2 separate regions of the Homo sapiens genome follow, and region 2 is linked to region 1. The links are chromatin loops, found by intact Hi-C in ENCODE. Cell type or tissue: K562. All regions are shown on one strand.

The links. A loop is a pair of places that touch in the nucleus more often than their neighbours do. Peaks named below come from ENCODE experiments on the same cell type or tissue, not always from the same donor. Only the 100,000 strongest peaks of a DNase experiment are listed, where the experiment ranks them.
Region 2: it touches region 1 in a loop (6-fold over the local background); 18 of 110 quality-filtered maps call a loop at or near these places.

What each region holds. Positions count from the first base shown.
Region 1 is chrX:129,922,260-129,930,259 of GRCh38, forward strand. It overlaps UTP14A (UTP14A small subunit processome component), which reads left to right. Exons shown (of 15, transcript NM_006649.4): 12 at 2,536-2,936; 13 at 3,660-3,853; 14 at 3,981-4,080; 15 at 7,077-7,493. The coding sequence ends at 7,349. It overlaps LOC105373335 (a long non-coding RNA gene), which reads right to left. Exons shown (of 3, transcript NR_188631.1): 2 at 7,499-7,636. Among named protein-coding and RNA genes, the nearest start is that of UTP14A, 20 kb to the left of the region's middle. RefSeq lists a silencer at 3,475-3,524. In K562, a CTCF peak has its summit at 3,558 (motif pointing right); a DNase peak (open chromatin) is centred at 3,542.
Region 2 is chrX:129,604,004-129,612,003 of GRCh38, forward strand. No RefSeq gene overlaps it. Among named protein-coding and RNA genes, the nearest start is that of APLN, 47 kb to the right of the region's middle. In K562, CTCF peaks have their summits at 1,607, 3,130 (motif pointing right) and 5,538; DNase peaks (open chromatin) are centred at 68, 1,618 and 3,158; H3K4me3 peaks cover 537 bases.

The sequences.
Region 1 (8,000 bases):
TGGCAATAAACCAGGACACTAAAAAACCTGCCTAGGAAACTAGCTACATTGAGAAATCACTTGGCTATCTGGACAAATTACCAGGTCTGGTTTGGTTTCACATAGGAATGCATTTAGATGATGGCAAAAATCTGGTTTTACACGGCAAAAGAATTATTTTTTTCTACTTTTTTTTGTTTAAGAGACAGGGTTTTGCTCTGTCATCCAGGCTGGAATACAGCAGTGCAATCATACCTTACTGCAGCCTAAGACCTCCCAGGCTCAAGCGATCCTCTTGGCTCAGCCTCCCAACTAGCTGGGACTACATGCACGTGCCACCATGCTGAGCTAAGTTTTTGTAGAGACTGAGGTCTTGCTCTGTTGCCCAGGCTGGTCTTGAATTCCTGGCCTCAAGCTATCCTCTCACCTCAGCCTCCCAAAGTGTTAGGATTACAAGTGTGAGCCACCGCACCCAGCCTCCTTTTTTTTTTCCTTTTTTTTTTTCAGGTTTCCACATACAAAAATTTATTTTAAAAGAGCTATCATTTAGAATATATTATAGGGACCTTTACTTAATAGTTTTGGCTGGATATTTTTGGGATTAATAATTGCAAGTAGTCACTTCTGAGAGAATTTTGGAAAGCAGCACAGCGGGCTGAGATTGTGGGGGTGTACATATATGACCACAGGACCCTAGTGGCTTTCTCTTGAGCCCCCTCAACAACTGGCCATCTAGCTAAATGTGCAGAGCGGCTGACTGTGATATGAAAGAATGAAAGATAGATTTGCATTTCCTTGGACAGTAAATAAATTGAATTTTCTCACACCTTCCAAGAGTGTCCTAAAATACTGGAAAGCCACGGACCCCAGTGAAAATGAGCAAGGAAACCTGATTCTTGAGAAATAAACGTACATGTGTCCAAAGGCCAGATCTAAGGAGCTACAATGGCTTCATGCCAAAGCTAGACAGCAGGATCAACTTGGGAATGGAGGCAACTTGAGTCAATGAAAAAGACAGTTTAGAAGCATGTCACTGCCAGGTTTCCCTCCAGACTGTTTTGAGACAGGTCTCTGTCATACAGGCTGGAGTGCAGTGGTGCAACCTCGGCTCACTGCAAGCTCCACCTCCCAGGTTCAAGCAATCCTCCTGCCTCAGCCTGCAAGTAGCTGGGATTACAGGCATATGCCACCACGCCCAGCTAATTTTTGTATTTTTAGTAGAGACAGGGTTTTGCCATGTTGGTCAGGCTGGTCTCAAACTCCTGGCTTCAAGTGAATCACCCATTTCGGCCTCCCAGAGTGCTGGGATTACAGGTGTGAGCCACTGTGCCAAGCCAGCCCCTCCAGACTCTTGAGACTAGTGTTATTTGCTCAGATGTTGCCAGTGAAAGTGTGAGCTACATCCACTGGATAAAGCAGCTACTTCATCCCTTGACTCAGCCACAGCAGATTATGAAATACTGCTTTAAGATATGGAGTAGAAATTCTTGAGTCAAGATGAAAATCCTGGATAGGGTTTTTACAAGCAGTGAAGCATAAATTACAATGAAGTTACATTGAGAAGCCACCTGTTAAAGTGGCTTCCTTTTTTAAAATTTGGAACTTGGGGCAATCTTCCCAAGCAGGGTTTACTGCACGAGGAACTTAAGCCACAGTCCCAGTTATACAGTGGATCATTGGCAAAGCTGGGAATAGGACCCAGGACGTCTGCTTCCAATATGCTACTTTTTTTTTTTTTTTGAGACGTCTTGCCCTGTTGCCCAGGCTAGTATGCAGTGGCACAGTCACAGCTTCCTGCAGCCTTGACCTTCTGGCTCCAGCAATCCTCCCAGCTTAGCCTCCCAAGTAGGTGGGACTACAGATCCACACCGCCATGCCTGGAAATTTTTTGTTGTTGTTGGAGGGGTGGAGGTGGTAGAGATGAGTTCTCACTATGTTGTTCAGGCTGGTCTCGAACTCCTGGGCTCAAGCTATCCTGCCCCCTTGGCCTCCCAAAGTGCTGGCATACAGGCGTGAGCCACCATATCCAACATCTCACATGCTACTTTTTTTTTTTTTTTTTTTTTGAGACGGAGTCTCGCTCTGTCACCTAGGCTGGAGTGCAGTGGCACAATCTCGGCTCACTGCAACCTCTGCCTCCCTGGTTCAAGTGATTCTCCTGCCTCAGCCTCCTGAGTAGCTGGACTACAGGCACATGCCACCATGCCCAGCTAATTTTTTGTATTTTTAGTAGAGATGGGGTTTCACCGTGTTAGCCAGGATGGTCTCGATCTCCTGACCTCATGATCTGCCCGCCTCGGCCTCCCAAAGTGCTGGGATTACAGGTGTGAGCCACCGCACCTGGCCACATGCTACTTTTAATTACCAAACTCCGTTGCCTGCTATGATTAGTGTACTGTCTAGGAGATTCAATGTACAGAATCTTCTTTTCCCCGTTTGTCCTTTTTATAATGTCTTATGTGGTACCTAGCACTTGGTGGGTGCTCAACAAATGCTTACCGACCAGACAACGTACAAACCTCATTTTCTGACAGTTTTCATTCTTTTTTCCCCCAGATTCTGGCAGCCAGGAGGTGCTGTCTGAATTGAGAGTACTATCTCAGAAATTGAAGGAAAACCATCAGTCCAGGAAGCAAAAAGCAAGTTCAGAGGGGACTATTCCCCAGGTCCAGAGAGAGGAACCTGCCCCAGAAGAAGAGGAGCCCCTGTTGCTACAGAGACCAGAGAGAGTACAGACGCTGGAAGAGCTAGAAGAGCTGGGAAAAGAAGAATGTTTTCAAAATAAGGAGCTTCCCAGACCTGTGTTAGAAGGGCAGCAGTCAGAGAGGACCCCAAATAATCGCCCTGATGCCCCTAAGGAGAAGAAAAAGAAGGAGCAAATGATCGACCTACAGAACCTCCTAACCACACAATCTCCCTCCGTGAAGTCTTTGGCAGTTCCCACAATAGAGGAGCTGGTGAGCAGAGCCAGGGTGGTGGGCCATTGTTCAGAAAGTGTCGTTCTTGCGCAAGGAGTAATGAAGCTTTGTTTTGCTGGGGGCACATTTCAGTAGTTTAGAGGTCCAGAATAGTATAGGGCCAGGCTAGTCCCAGTGACGTTTTAATAGATGCAGATATATGGGTGCTGCCAAGACCCCTATTTCCGAAAGCCTGATCCACAAAAACTCCTCTGGGGTGACTCTAAAACTGCTCTCAGAGGTAAGAGGGAGTAACTCAGAGTTCTGACCAGATCCCAGGCAGGACAACTTGAAGGTGAGTCATTGAACTGTTGCGAAAGTTTTATTCAGTGGGATCTCAGATGGTCTAAGACTCCCCAGTTAATCTGAAACTTAAAGTGAAGCGTCCTGGCACCTGTCTTTTCAGGGATATAAGCTGGAGGAAGCCTACAGTCTGGCCACTTAGAGCTCCTGCTGCTAACACGGGCCATTCCTTCCTCCACCCTGCAGCTTCCTTACTGAAAAGTTTAAAATTGTGTCATATGATAATGAGCTAGGGATATTTACCCTAGAGGGAAGAAAATTTGAGCATGATTGGCTGTGCACTGGTTTGTATCGCAAGACCATCATTGTTCAGCACTTCCCCCTAGGGGGCGCTAAAATGTCACGACCCGAAATTCAAGCGTTCTCGCCATGAACCACAGCTCATAAGCCAAGCTGTAGCTCTCGCTTGTTTCTTCCCAGGAAGATGAAGAGGAGAGAAACCATAGGCAGATGATAAAGGAAGCTTTTGCTGGGGATGATGTCATCAGAGATTTCTTGAAAGAGAAGAGGGAAGCTGTGGAGGCGAGTAAGCCAAAGGACGTGGACCTGACACTACCTGGCTGGGGCGAGTGGGGTGGTGTGGGCCTAAAGCCCAGTGCCAAGAAAAGACGCCGGTAAGAATGCCGAAGAAAGTCTGTCAAAAGGGCACCGGGTTCTCCCCTCGCCCTTCGGTGTCCTCCCTACCCTTTTGACTAAGTCCTTAATGCTCCTAGTCAGATGTCCTGTTGTTTTGCTTTCCAGGTTTCTCATTAAAGCCCCTGAGGGTCCTCCAAGAAAAGATAAGAATTTGCCAAATGTGATTATCAATGAGAAGCGCAACATCCACGCAGCTGCTCATCAGGTGAGAGCTTAGAGAGCTCTTTAGCTGCCTGCTTGTTACTGCCTGGCTCTCTTGCTTGAGAGGAGTATTCTAGTGATCTGTAGTCAAGAGAGACGTGTGATCTTGACCGCAGAATCAAATCTGTTGTTTTCACTGAATGGCTGTTAGATTTATCATTTCAGATAGACTACGCTGTTTTAATTACTGGCCAGGAAAAAAGTTTAGAGTCAAGGTAATGCTCAAACAGAGGCTATAAGGTTTAAGCTGTAGCTTAAGAAAAATGAAGACAAACCGGTACTTGTTCAGGAGAATGAGAAGATTGTAAGTTGTGTCACATGATAATGAGCTAGGGATGTTTACAAGAGAAGAAAATTTGAGCGTGATTACGGTGTTCAAGTATATCGAAGGTTATTGTATGAAGTCACATAAAGTAGAAGTTAGAGGACATACAGAATTCAAGGCTGCTCTGGGAGTATGAGAATGTGTAAAGGGGACTCAAGAACGAGATTGGACTAGATGACCTTTATGTTCCCTTCAATTCTGAGATCTGTCCCCAGCCAGTATATTGAAATGAGTTACATTTTTCCCTCGGAAGGAATAAAGAATTAATGGCTACAGAACAGAGGTAAGAAGATACACATTTCAATAACATTCTTTTTGATCTTATTTTGTGAACCAATCACTGCAGAAACTGAATCATAACTACTGCAGTCCCAATTAAACCTATATAACTAGAAAATAGGCAGTTACACGATAAGGGAAGGGGGGAAAGGGTGCTTCAGTGGGCCAGGATTCCAGGTGATGGGTAGAGTATGGAGCTCAATAAAGACCACCCTTCCCTTCCAGGGGTCTGTTTGTTTTTTTAATACAGTCATGGCAAACTGACAAATAGTTTTCTAGGAATCTCCCCTGATTTTCATCTTTTTAATAAGTTACTGCAGGTTCCAACATGCAGTAGAATAAAGTGCTTCAAGGTGCCTAGGGGGGACTTCTGAGACTGAATACTTTGTCCAGGTGTTCTCTTTTTCTGTTGCCCTGGTTGACAAGCACAGATGTAGCCGTCAACCCAAATAAGACATTCCCTTAACTTAAAGAGAATCTGTTTCCTTTGCTACTACCAGGACCACCTGATAGTACTTAGCTTCTCTTGAGTATTCCACTGAATGTTTCCAGAGACTACTGATTTTTGTTTGTTTGTTTTGTTTTCAGATGGAGTCTCACTCTGTCACCCAGGCTGGAATGCAGTGGCACGATCCCAGCTCACTGCAACCTCCACCTCCCAAGTTCAAGCTATTCTCGTGTCTCAGCCTCCTGAGTAGCTGGGATTACAGGCATGCGCCACCACACCCAGCTTATTTTTGTATTATTAGCAGAGACAGGGTTTCACCATGTTGGCCAGGCTGGTCTTGAACTCCTGACCTCAAGTGATCTGCCTGCCTCGGTCTCCCAAAGTGCTGGGATTACAGGTGTGAGCCACCGTACCCTGCCAAAGACTACTGATTTTTACATCCCCATTTTCTGCTTACGTGTTTTCCTCCTTTGGCCACTGGGGAAGTGTTGAAAGATTATTTAATGTCTGAAGGTAGCAATGTGGTGGAGGAGTACCAGGCAAGGAAACAGGAGCTTTGGGTTCTGTTCTCCAATGCTGCTCCTCATTTACTTAGGTCCATCACTTCCCCCCTCTAAGCCAAATCTTCAGGCCAAGGGAGATGACCATTGTCAATATCTAGGGCCTTCCAGCTCTACATTCTGTGGTGCCAAAAGAAGATGAAGCTAAGTGGGCCGGGCATGGTGGTTCACACCTGTAATCCCAGCACTTTGGGAGGCCAAGGCGGGTGGATCACAAGGTCAGGAGATCGAGACCATCCTAACACAGTGAAACCCCATCTCTACTAAAAAAAAAAATACAAAAAAAAATTAGCCAGGCATGGTGGCAGGCCCCTGTAGTCCCAGCTACTAGGGAGGCTGAGGCAGGAGAATGGTGTGAACCTGGGAGGCGGAGCTTGCAGTGAGCCGAGATCACGCCACTGCACTCCAGCCTGGGAGACAGAGCGAGACTCCATCTCAAAAAAAAAAAAAAAAAAAAAAAAAAGATGAAACTAAGTGTAACGGCCTGGTAGAGTTCAGGATTCGGGTTCCTTAAAACATCAATCCTGGCCAGGCGCGGTGGCTCACGCCTGTAATCCCAGCACTTTGGGAGGCTGAGGCGGGTGGATCACGAGGTCAGGAGATCAAGACATCCTGGCTAACACGGTGAAACCCCGTCTCTACTAAAAATACAAAAAATTAGCCGGGCGTGGTGGTGGGCACCTGTAGTCCCAGCTACTCGGGAGGCTGAGGCAGGAGAATGGCGTGAACCCAGGAGGCAGAGCTTGCAGTGAGCGGAGATCGTGCCACTGCACTCCAGCCTGGGCGACAGAGCGAGACTCCGTCTCAAAAAACAAAAAAAAAATATCAATCCTAAGAGAGGGAAGGAGGAGACTGAAAGCATAAAGAGGGTAGAAAAGTCATAAAATCCACAGGGATACACAATGGTCTGGATTCTTGCAGTCACAGTGTTACATAGGAAAGCTCACTCTGGGACAACAGCCCTGGAGCTCCTGTAGCTAGATAGGGACAGTGTCACTTGTAATCCCAGCTACTTGGTAGGCAGAGGTTGCAGTGAGCAGAGATCACCCCACTGCACTCCAGCCTGGGCCACAGAGTGAGACTCTGTCTCAAAAAAAAGAAAAACAAAGATGGGCAGTGTCAGGGTGGTTTTTCAGACCCTGAATTGTTGAATAGATGGGGGATCCAGAGCCAACTCAGGCCCCCCTACTCCCAAATGTCATCAAACAGATTGAATTCCTAAGGGCAGATGGGAGCAATGGGACGCCTTGACCTCTCAGTCTCTTCACTTGCAGTCATCATGTGGAACCGTGGCCTGTACCAAAACAGTACCTGATGAAAGCTGCCATTACAGTATACAACTGCACCCCAGGCCTGCCTCATACCAAATCATTCTCCTTCCTTTCCAGGTACGAGTGCTTCCATATCCATTTACCCACCATTGGCAATTTGAAAGGACCATCCAGACCCCCATAGGATCCACATGGAACACCCAGAGGGCTTTCCAAAAGCTGACTACTCCCAAGGTCGTCACCAAGCCAGGCCATATCATTAACCCCATAAAAGCAGAAGACGTGGGCTACCGGTCTTCCTCAAGGTCGGACCTGTCTGTCATACAGAGGAATCCAAAACGAATCACCACACGTCACAAAAAACAGCTGAAGAAATGCTCTGTAGATTGAGTTGCTGGAGGAGTGACAGCCAGGAGCCCTGACTTCACTTCCTTTGGTCCAGTTTTACTCTGATACAGGGTGGATTCCAAAACTGGCTCAGTACATTGCATGTAGTTAAGCCACATTTTAAAAATAAAGGCATTTTTTAATCTATTTACCTGGAGTATATGTTGCATTGTCCCCCAGTGGGATCATTTCGTTCAAGTCAGACACCTTTGGACTCTACAGCATTGCATTTCTCGAGTTGCACTTGTCAGGGCCACCTCCTTTTCTTACCAAGGATTATGTAGTTGGTCCTAAATCGAAATGGAGAAAGTTAACTGTAGTCTGTAACCTTAAATATATCACATCAGATATGATCCACCATTAATAACTGCCAACTTGAAGAGACAGGGTTAATAATGATAAAATATTGTATATTTTAACCTCTGAACCTAGAAAGAGGATGTACAAACTGCAATTGGATTCTGCCCTAGACTGATCCTAAGACCAGGACGGTGCCGAAGCTGGGTTCTGTCCCCACAAGTCTAGCCACAGCCATTTTTTTCACATGTGTGAGCTTCCCAGCTTGTACAGGCTGCTGTCTACAATATCTCATATATAACCTTCTACTTATTTTCTCATAAGAAGACCAGGAGGTTTGACCCTTATTTTGTAGAT
Region 2 (8,000 bases), 320 kb before region 1:
GAAGGGCTCCCTGGCAGAACCTCCCACGGCCTGCGCACTGGGAAGAATGCGAAGTGGGGTGGAGCCACATAAGTTCCTGTCATTTGCAGCCGGGAGGCGCCAGGCCCCTCCTCTTCCTGGGTGGAACCTGAGATTCAGCAAGCGGAGACAACTCTTTCAAGAAATGTGGCTCACGGCCGTGATCCCAGCACTTTGGGAGGCTGAGGCGGGTGGATCACCTGAGGTCAGGAGTTCGAGACCAGACTGGCCAACATGGTGAAACCCCGTCTCTACTAAAAATACAAAAAATTAGCCGGGCGTGGTGGCGTGCACCTGTAATCCAGCTACTCCTCAGGGGATATAGTAAAGACTAATGACCAAAACTCGAGAGAAAGGAGGGGGCTTGCCATTCCTAGGGCATGGCTCACCATCTGCTGCCAGAGGACATTGGAAGTCAAAGGGAGGCACCAGCAGTGGGTCAGTGACAGCTTCAGCCTCTGCACTACATCCTGAGGTGTCCCCAGTCCTCATAGCACATGCCTGCAGTCTGAAGACAAGAGAGGGAGCTGAGTTTCCTGAGCCAGGCTCCTGTTCAGTCACCCCAGACCAGCTTCAAGCTCTGGCCCACAAAGTCATCTGGGGTCTGGTTGTCTCTCAGCTCCCCTCCTTGGGACATGGATCCTCACCTCTTGCCATACACAGGCTCCAGTGTGGAAGGGATACAGGATGGGGCATTTGGGGGTTCTTTCTGACTGGCTGTGACCCCAGAGAGGGAGGTGTCATGCTGGAGAGTTGGACAGCCACCCTCTATGGCGACCAGCCCTACCACCCGGCCTGGAAACATGCCCACTGTGGGGAACCCAATTGTGAGATTCCCCTCTGCCTCACCCCAGTTTTCTGGGCGGAGATGTCCACAGGCAAGTGTGGGCGGGTCCTCTGGCACATTAAGCTTTATCTGTAGGCTGGTACCTATGAAATCTGGAAGGCTGGGGATTTCGGAATCTCTGACCCATTCAACCTGGAGCATCTTGCTGAGTCCCACCAAGAATGGAGACCTCAGGGCCTAGTTGTTTGATTTGCGAAATGTCATTTTAGGCCACCTCCTTACCAGCGGGTCCACTGCACAAATGTCTTGCTCAGATCCTTAAGAGCTGAGGAGTGCCAACAGCACTCCTGACGGATGGGTGGCCAGCAGCAGAGGCAGGAGCCCTGTGCCCTGCCAGGGGAGAATCAGGAATGAAAAGCTTTCCCAGTGCTGGCTGGGCGCGGTGGTTTACGCCTGTAATCCCAGCACTTTGGGAGGCCGAGCTGGGTGGATTATGAGGTCAGGAGATCAAGACCATCCTGGCTAACATGGTGAAACGCTGTCTCTACTAAAAATACAAAAAATTACCTGGGCGTGGTGGCACGCGCCTATAGTCCCAGCTAGTTGGGAGGCTGAGGCAGAAGAATCGCTTGAACCCAGGAGGCAAAGGTTGCAGTGAGCCCAGATCGTGCCACTGCACTCCAGCCTGGGTGACAGAGCGAGACTCTGTCTAAAACAAACAAACAAACAAAAAACAACTTTCCCAGTGCTTACAAATCCATCTTCCATCTCACCTCGGCCTGCAGTGTGCTGTGTGACCACTAAGAGGCACTGTGAGGTCACAAGAAGCTTGGAGAAGCGCGGCCACCATTTCAGTCCCAGCCTCCGGGAAGTGAGAAAACCCCTAGGGAAAGGTGCAGGATTCTGGGACTCTTTGGGACATCCCTCCCTGGCAGAAAGGATCTATTCTAGTCAGCAGTGGGGACCTGGGCTGGGCACCTCATGCTGGCCGTTGCGAAGGGTGGTGCAAAGAGGAAAAGAACAGAGACCTAAAGGGGCCCTAATTCATCCCAGGCACCGGCCACTGGCAGATGACTGGCCCAAACAAGCCCGGAGGGCCACACTGCAGAACCAAGCAGGAGGCGGAGCCGAGCAGGGAAGGCGGGACCCTGGAGGACGTCTTGGCTCCTGGCTTCGCGGGTTCTTTGGGATGTTTTAGGAAGGACTCTTGACCTCCAGATGTGTGGTGGTTGGAGGTATGGGATGCAGTGGAGGACCCAACACGGAACAAACGGGAGACTGGGTGTTGTTTTGACACCTCCCTTTCATGTTCTCACGTCCATGTCATCGCCAAGTTCTTTCATTTCTACCTCCTGAATATCCCTGGAATTTTTCCCCTTTGACCCAAATCTGCTCCCTCCACCCTTGTCTAAGCCACCATCATCTCTCCTTGATGTCTCCAAGATACGGTTGCCGCATAAAATACAGGACACCCAGTTAAATTTGAATTTCACATAAACACAGAATAATTTTTAGTACATCTTGTACAATACTTGGGATGTACTTATACTAAAAAACCATTGTCTATTATCTGAAATTCCCATTTAACTGGGTATCCGGGGTTTGGTTTTGTTTCACTCTTTTGTTTTGTTTCTAAATCTGGCAACTCGACCAAGAGTTTTCCCAGCCCTGTGCCTCTTCAAGGCTTTCTCTACAGAGCAGCCAGAATGAACATACAGAAATTCAAATCTACCCAGGTCACTGCCTTGCTTAAAACCCTGACCACCTCCCAGCTCTCAACTCCATCTTCCACTGTTTCCCTAAGCCCACAGCATGCCCCCAGCAAACCAAATACACTGTTGCCTCTTAAATGTGCCCCACATCCTTCTACACACTCCCATCCCTGTCCAGCCACCTAAAGAATTCAAACATGGTTATCAAACTCAACTACCACCCCTTTTTGTCAGGCTCTTCCAGACATGTCGCCTGCCTCCCCCAAGCCAAGCACGCCCTCTTTGCACTGTATAGTAGCCTTTTGTAGAGCACTTGTTTAGCTGTATCTAAATGATTTGTTTAGGTGTCTGACTTCCCCCACTAGACTGTGTCCTCCTTCAAGGAAGGGGCCCAGTGTTATTCATCTTTGCAACCACAGTGCACAGCACAGTGCGTGGCCCAGAGTGGGGCATTCAATGAAGGAAGGAAAGAAGGAAGGAAGTAAGGAAGGAAGGAAGGAAGGAAGGAAGGAAGGAAGGAAGGAAGGAAGGAAGGAAGGAAAATTCGTGATTCCAAATCTGAAGCCTAGATGGGCCACTGGAAGTGACTGCAATGACAGTACAGGACACCAGGGGGCAGAATAACCTCAGTTTTCTTTAAGGGAGAGGGGCGTGGTACAGAAAGCCGACTTCTTGGCTCTGGGCTTCCTTCTCCAGTTCCAAAGAGAAGAGTTTTATTGTTTTGTTTTGTTTTTAAATCACGGAAACATAAAACAAGAATGGACCTTAAGAGACCATGGGAACCAGTCCTCTGCTTTTTCGTAGTTAAAAAATTCTTTGCATTTCCACTTAACTATCTGTTTTCAGGTGGTGAAAAACATCCTTTGGTTTGTTACAGACAAATCACAGAGAGGTTAGAGGACTTGCTCCAAATTACCCAGCAAGTGAGCAGTACAAGGAGGCCTGGAGCCCAGTGTTCTGCAGACATGATCCCATTTCATCCTCACTGCAGCCCCATGAGCGAGGCACTATTGTTGTCTTACAGGTGGGGAACATAGAGAGGTTGTCATCTGACTGGATCACACCGTGGTAGAGCAGGGAGTTGGATGAATGCAGGCAGGTCTCCAATCTTCCTTTCTAGTGTCCCTACCTCTCTTACACTCTCAAATCTTTGCTTGGCTCTTTTTTTTTTTTTTTTTTTTGACAGAGTCTCACTCTGTCGCCCAGGCTGGAGTGCAGTGGCGCCATCTCGGCTCACTGCAAACTCTGCCTCCCGGGTTCAAGTGATTCTCCTGCCTCAGCCTCCCTAATAGCTGGGACTACAGGCGCGTGCCACCACACCCAGCTAATTGCTTGGCTTTTTTGGGGGGGTTGGGGGGTGGGTGCTAACCCCAGATCCCTACATCCTCAGCACTCAAGCCCAGAACGTCTTCATGGGACTGACAGCTTCTGTGAATCCCGTGGGGAACCACTGGGCATCGACCCAGGCCCTGTGACAGCTACAAATAGGTAAGACAAATGAGGGTATCTGGGATGCAGACTCTAGGGAGGCATTCCTTCAAGGGCAGGGGTATGCCTGAGAGTGAGCCCCTCCTGACACTGTGTGCCCCAGGGTCCTCACTTGCCTCCCTCTAACCTTGGCCCTGGGTGCAGTATTTGAACAGAAACCCTGTTCTCCTTTCCTCCAACTGCTAGGCCAGTCTAACTATGGAGAGGTCTCAAGGAGGCAGGAGCCACTTGAGCTCTTTAAGGAAGGTGAGATGGATGGCAAGTGACCACCAGAGACTGTGTTCCGCCCTGTATAACTGCTTCATTGTAGAGCCTCAACTCAATAGGGTACAAACACACAATGCTTTTCTCTTTCCACAGTCATGAACCATCTTGGCAGGGTTCTGGAGGCTTCCCCACTTCAGAGTTCCCTGACATGGGAGAAGCTATTTGGCCACTACTTCTTCCAACCAACCCAATCCCTACCCACACCTATGCACACACCTGTCCCCAGCAGTATCTACAAAGACCTTTGTTGTTGAGGTCCCCTTGCCCTGAAGCCAGTCCTCTTGAACAGGACAAGGTAAGACAACTCAAATGTGTGACCTTTGGAGGTGTCCCTCTGACCTGAGGAAAGCGCACATGGCTGGCTACACCACTGCCGCCTCTGCTCTTTGCCCTCTCTCCACTCCCCTTTAGTTGTTCTCATAGGCTCAGGGCAGAGTCACAAGGCTGCCACCCAAGCAGATGTCCAACCAGGAATGAGATAACATGTCCCACTTCACAGCCTGACCCCCTATGCCGTCCCAATCTTGATGGCATTCTCTTGGAACCCCTCACTTGGCCACAACACTGGGCCAAAGTCTCCTGATCATCCCAGTGGTGCCCCACCACTACTTTCTGCTTATCTAGACGGGGTGGGAGCAGTAGAACCTGTTTGCTAAGCTCTTAATAAGCCCTGAAGGAAGCATTGGTCCCCTATCATTGGAAGTTCCTTGGCACTTCTTTCTTGGAACTAGTCCTCAGCTTTGGGCCCTTGTTGCCAGTTCTCAGGTCTATAGAAGTCCCACTCACATCCTGTTGAATGTCAATTGCATAATTTTGTATCCCTGTGTTCCAACTCCTGAGGACTGGAGGGAAAATGAGTGTCCCCTCTTCACCTCAGCTATTTTACATTGGATGGAAATGGGGCATAGAGTACCAAGGTGCCAAGAATGGAGGAAAGGATAAGCTGGGAGCCATTCTCAAGTAAAAGGGACCTTGGAGTAGTGGAAAGAGTAACTCATTGTCACTCACTGGATGCATGCCTTGTGCAAGTCACGGAACTCCCTGAGATTCAGTTTCTTCATCTGTAAACTGCAGATAACACAAATGTCCCAGGAATGTAGTAAAGATTAGATGAGATCATGTATGTAGAAGCCTTATATAAACTGTAAAGCACTGATCAAAGGAGTGAAGCTAATTATTAATTAGTTTTAAAGAAGCCATCCCTACCATCAAAGATCTTGCAGGGATTGGGTAGCAATTCATAAGAGATTATGACAGAGGGCTGAGCTGTGGGAGGCAGTAGAGAGCAGTTGTTAAGAGCAGGGACCTTGGTTTCTAGCTCTGGCACATCCTAGCTGTGTGACTTTGAATAAGTCACTGCCCCTCTCTGAACCTCAGTTTCCTCAGATGTAAAGTAAGGATGATAACACCTCCCTCAGGACCTGGGAGGATCGGATGAAATGGTACACAAGAAGAATGAGCTAGCACAGGGCTTAATACATAGTGGTGCCCAATAAATGTTGGCTGTAGCTAGGGTTATTAAGAGATCAGCAGCCATTACAAAGGGAAGGAGGGGTCAGGGAAAATCTCCTATGGGAGATTAGGCTTGAATTTGGCCTTGAAAACAGGAGACAAATTTGGAATGTCAGAAAAAGTTGCATATAAGTAAGTCTTGCCAAGCACTGGGGGAACAAAAAAGTAAGGCCCCAAAGTTTACTTCCATCCTCTCTCCTAGATGGTCTGAAAAGATGGTCATGCAGGTGGCCTGGCCCAAGAGGGGCATGCCAGTGAGAAGCCATAGGGAAACTGACATAGTGACATGGCCCTCCTACTCCTGCTGAAATTCAAACCTCTTCACAGGCAGTCGAGGGAGAACTCTGGGCCAAGCTGTGCGGTCTACCTCCTACTTTGTGACCCAGGGTGGCCCTGAGGCCCTGGGCCTGTCCCTCTAGCCCTCCCCTGATAAATCAGTCCCTAACATGTGCCTCTTGGTTGTCAGTGGATAAATGCATGACTCCTTCCAGGGAACTGGTGTGCATTTCAGTGGGGGCTTTCTAGAAACAATACCTTACCTCCCAGAGTTTCCCAAGAGCAGCTGGAGCTCTTGTTTTCTTACTTGAAACCTCAGTGGATTCCTCCAGCAGTTTAAATCTTCATCGTTTGCTGAATCCCAGGACCCAGGAAGCACAGTTTGCACCTGTCTTAATACCCAGGACTCACTGGGGCCACCTTCAGCCTTGGAGACAAGATGGGCCAGAGGGAGAACAGCTGGTGGCCCACATCTGCTTTTGCTTTTGTTTGGACAAAGATGATGTGCCATGTCCTTTTCTCTGTCACTGTGCATTGGTCAGAATATGTGGAGTTATGCTGCAATAACACAGAAACCCTGAAATCTCAGGGGTTTAACACAAGAAAGGCTTATTTCTGGTTCTCACAAAAGTCTAGTGCAGGTTGGATGACACGTAGTAAGGCCAACCTGAAACATGTGGCCTCCTAGAACTCCACAGCAGGGGGAAAGACAGATGGAGAAGTAAATAGTCTTAGTCAGCATGGGCTGTCATAACAAACTAGCATAGACTGGGTAGCTTAAAGAAGAGGAATTCATTTCTCACAGTTCCACAGCTGGAAAGCCCACAGTCAAGACACTGGCAGATTCAGTGTCAGGTAAGGGCACTCTTTCTGGCTTGCAGATGGCTGACTTCTCGCTGTGTCTTCCCATGGCTGAGAGAGAGCTAGCTCTCTGGTATCTCCTCTTACGAAGGCACTAATCCTATTGGATCAGGGCCCCATACTCATTTAACCTTAATTACTTCCTAACACCAAATACAGCCACACTGGCGGTCTAGTGTTTCAATATATGGATAAGGGGGACACAATTCAGCCCATAACAGCACACCAACTCTTAACTGTCTTGGCCCAGAAATGATGCACATTAAGTTCACTGACTCTCTTGGTCAGAATTAGTCACGTGGCCCAAGCTTAATTGCAAGAAAGGCTGAGAAATGTAGGGGAGCAAATATTTGCTGAGCGCAATCTGTGCCACACACTGTCTTCTAGGCTGAGCCTTGAGGAAGAAGGAAAGTCTCGAAAGTCAGAACAGTGGCTCGGATGTAAAGTGTAAGGAAACACACACCTGGGACTGTCTGCCAGGCAGGTTCAAGGAACCAAGACCAGGAACCTGGTTCTGAATAGAATTCTTGGGGGAAGAGGGGGGAGGAGGGAACTTGTCCCTGTGTTTGGTATATTTCGAGGTTTACTATGTCTTCTGCCCAGGATGTGAACACAAATCCTTCATCACAGATATATCAATAGACACTCAGGAAATTCAGATGAATTAGGCAGAGATCAGAGTTTTTATTCTGTTTTTAAAAATCAACATATTGAATGTTTCCCCCAAAACTACGTGTTTTATTTTATTTATTTATTTATTTTGAGACAGAGTCTCACTCTGTCACCCAGGCTGGAGCACAGTGGCGCAATCTCGGCTCACTGCAAGCTCCGCCTCCCGGGTTCACGCCATTCTCCTGCCTCAGCCTCTCAAGTAGCTGGGACTACAGGCGCCCGCCACCATGCCCTGCTAATTTTATGTATTTTTAGTAGAGACGGGGTTTCACCGTGTTAGCCAGGATGGTCTCAATCTCCTGACCTTGTGATCCGCCCGCCTCAGCATCCCAAAATGCTGGGATTACAGGCGTGAGCCACTGTGCCCGGCCAACGTGTTTTTTTTTTTTTTTAACAATCATTTTCCA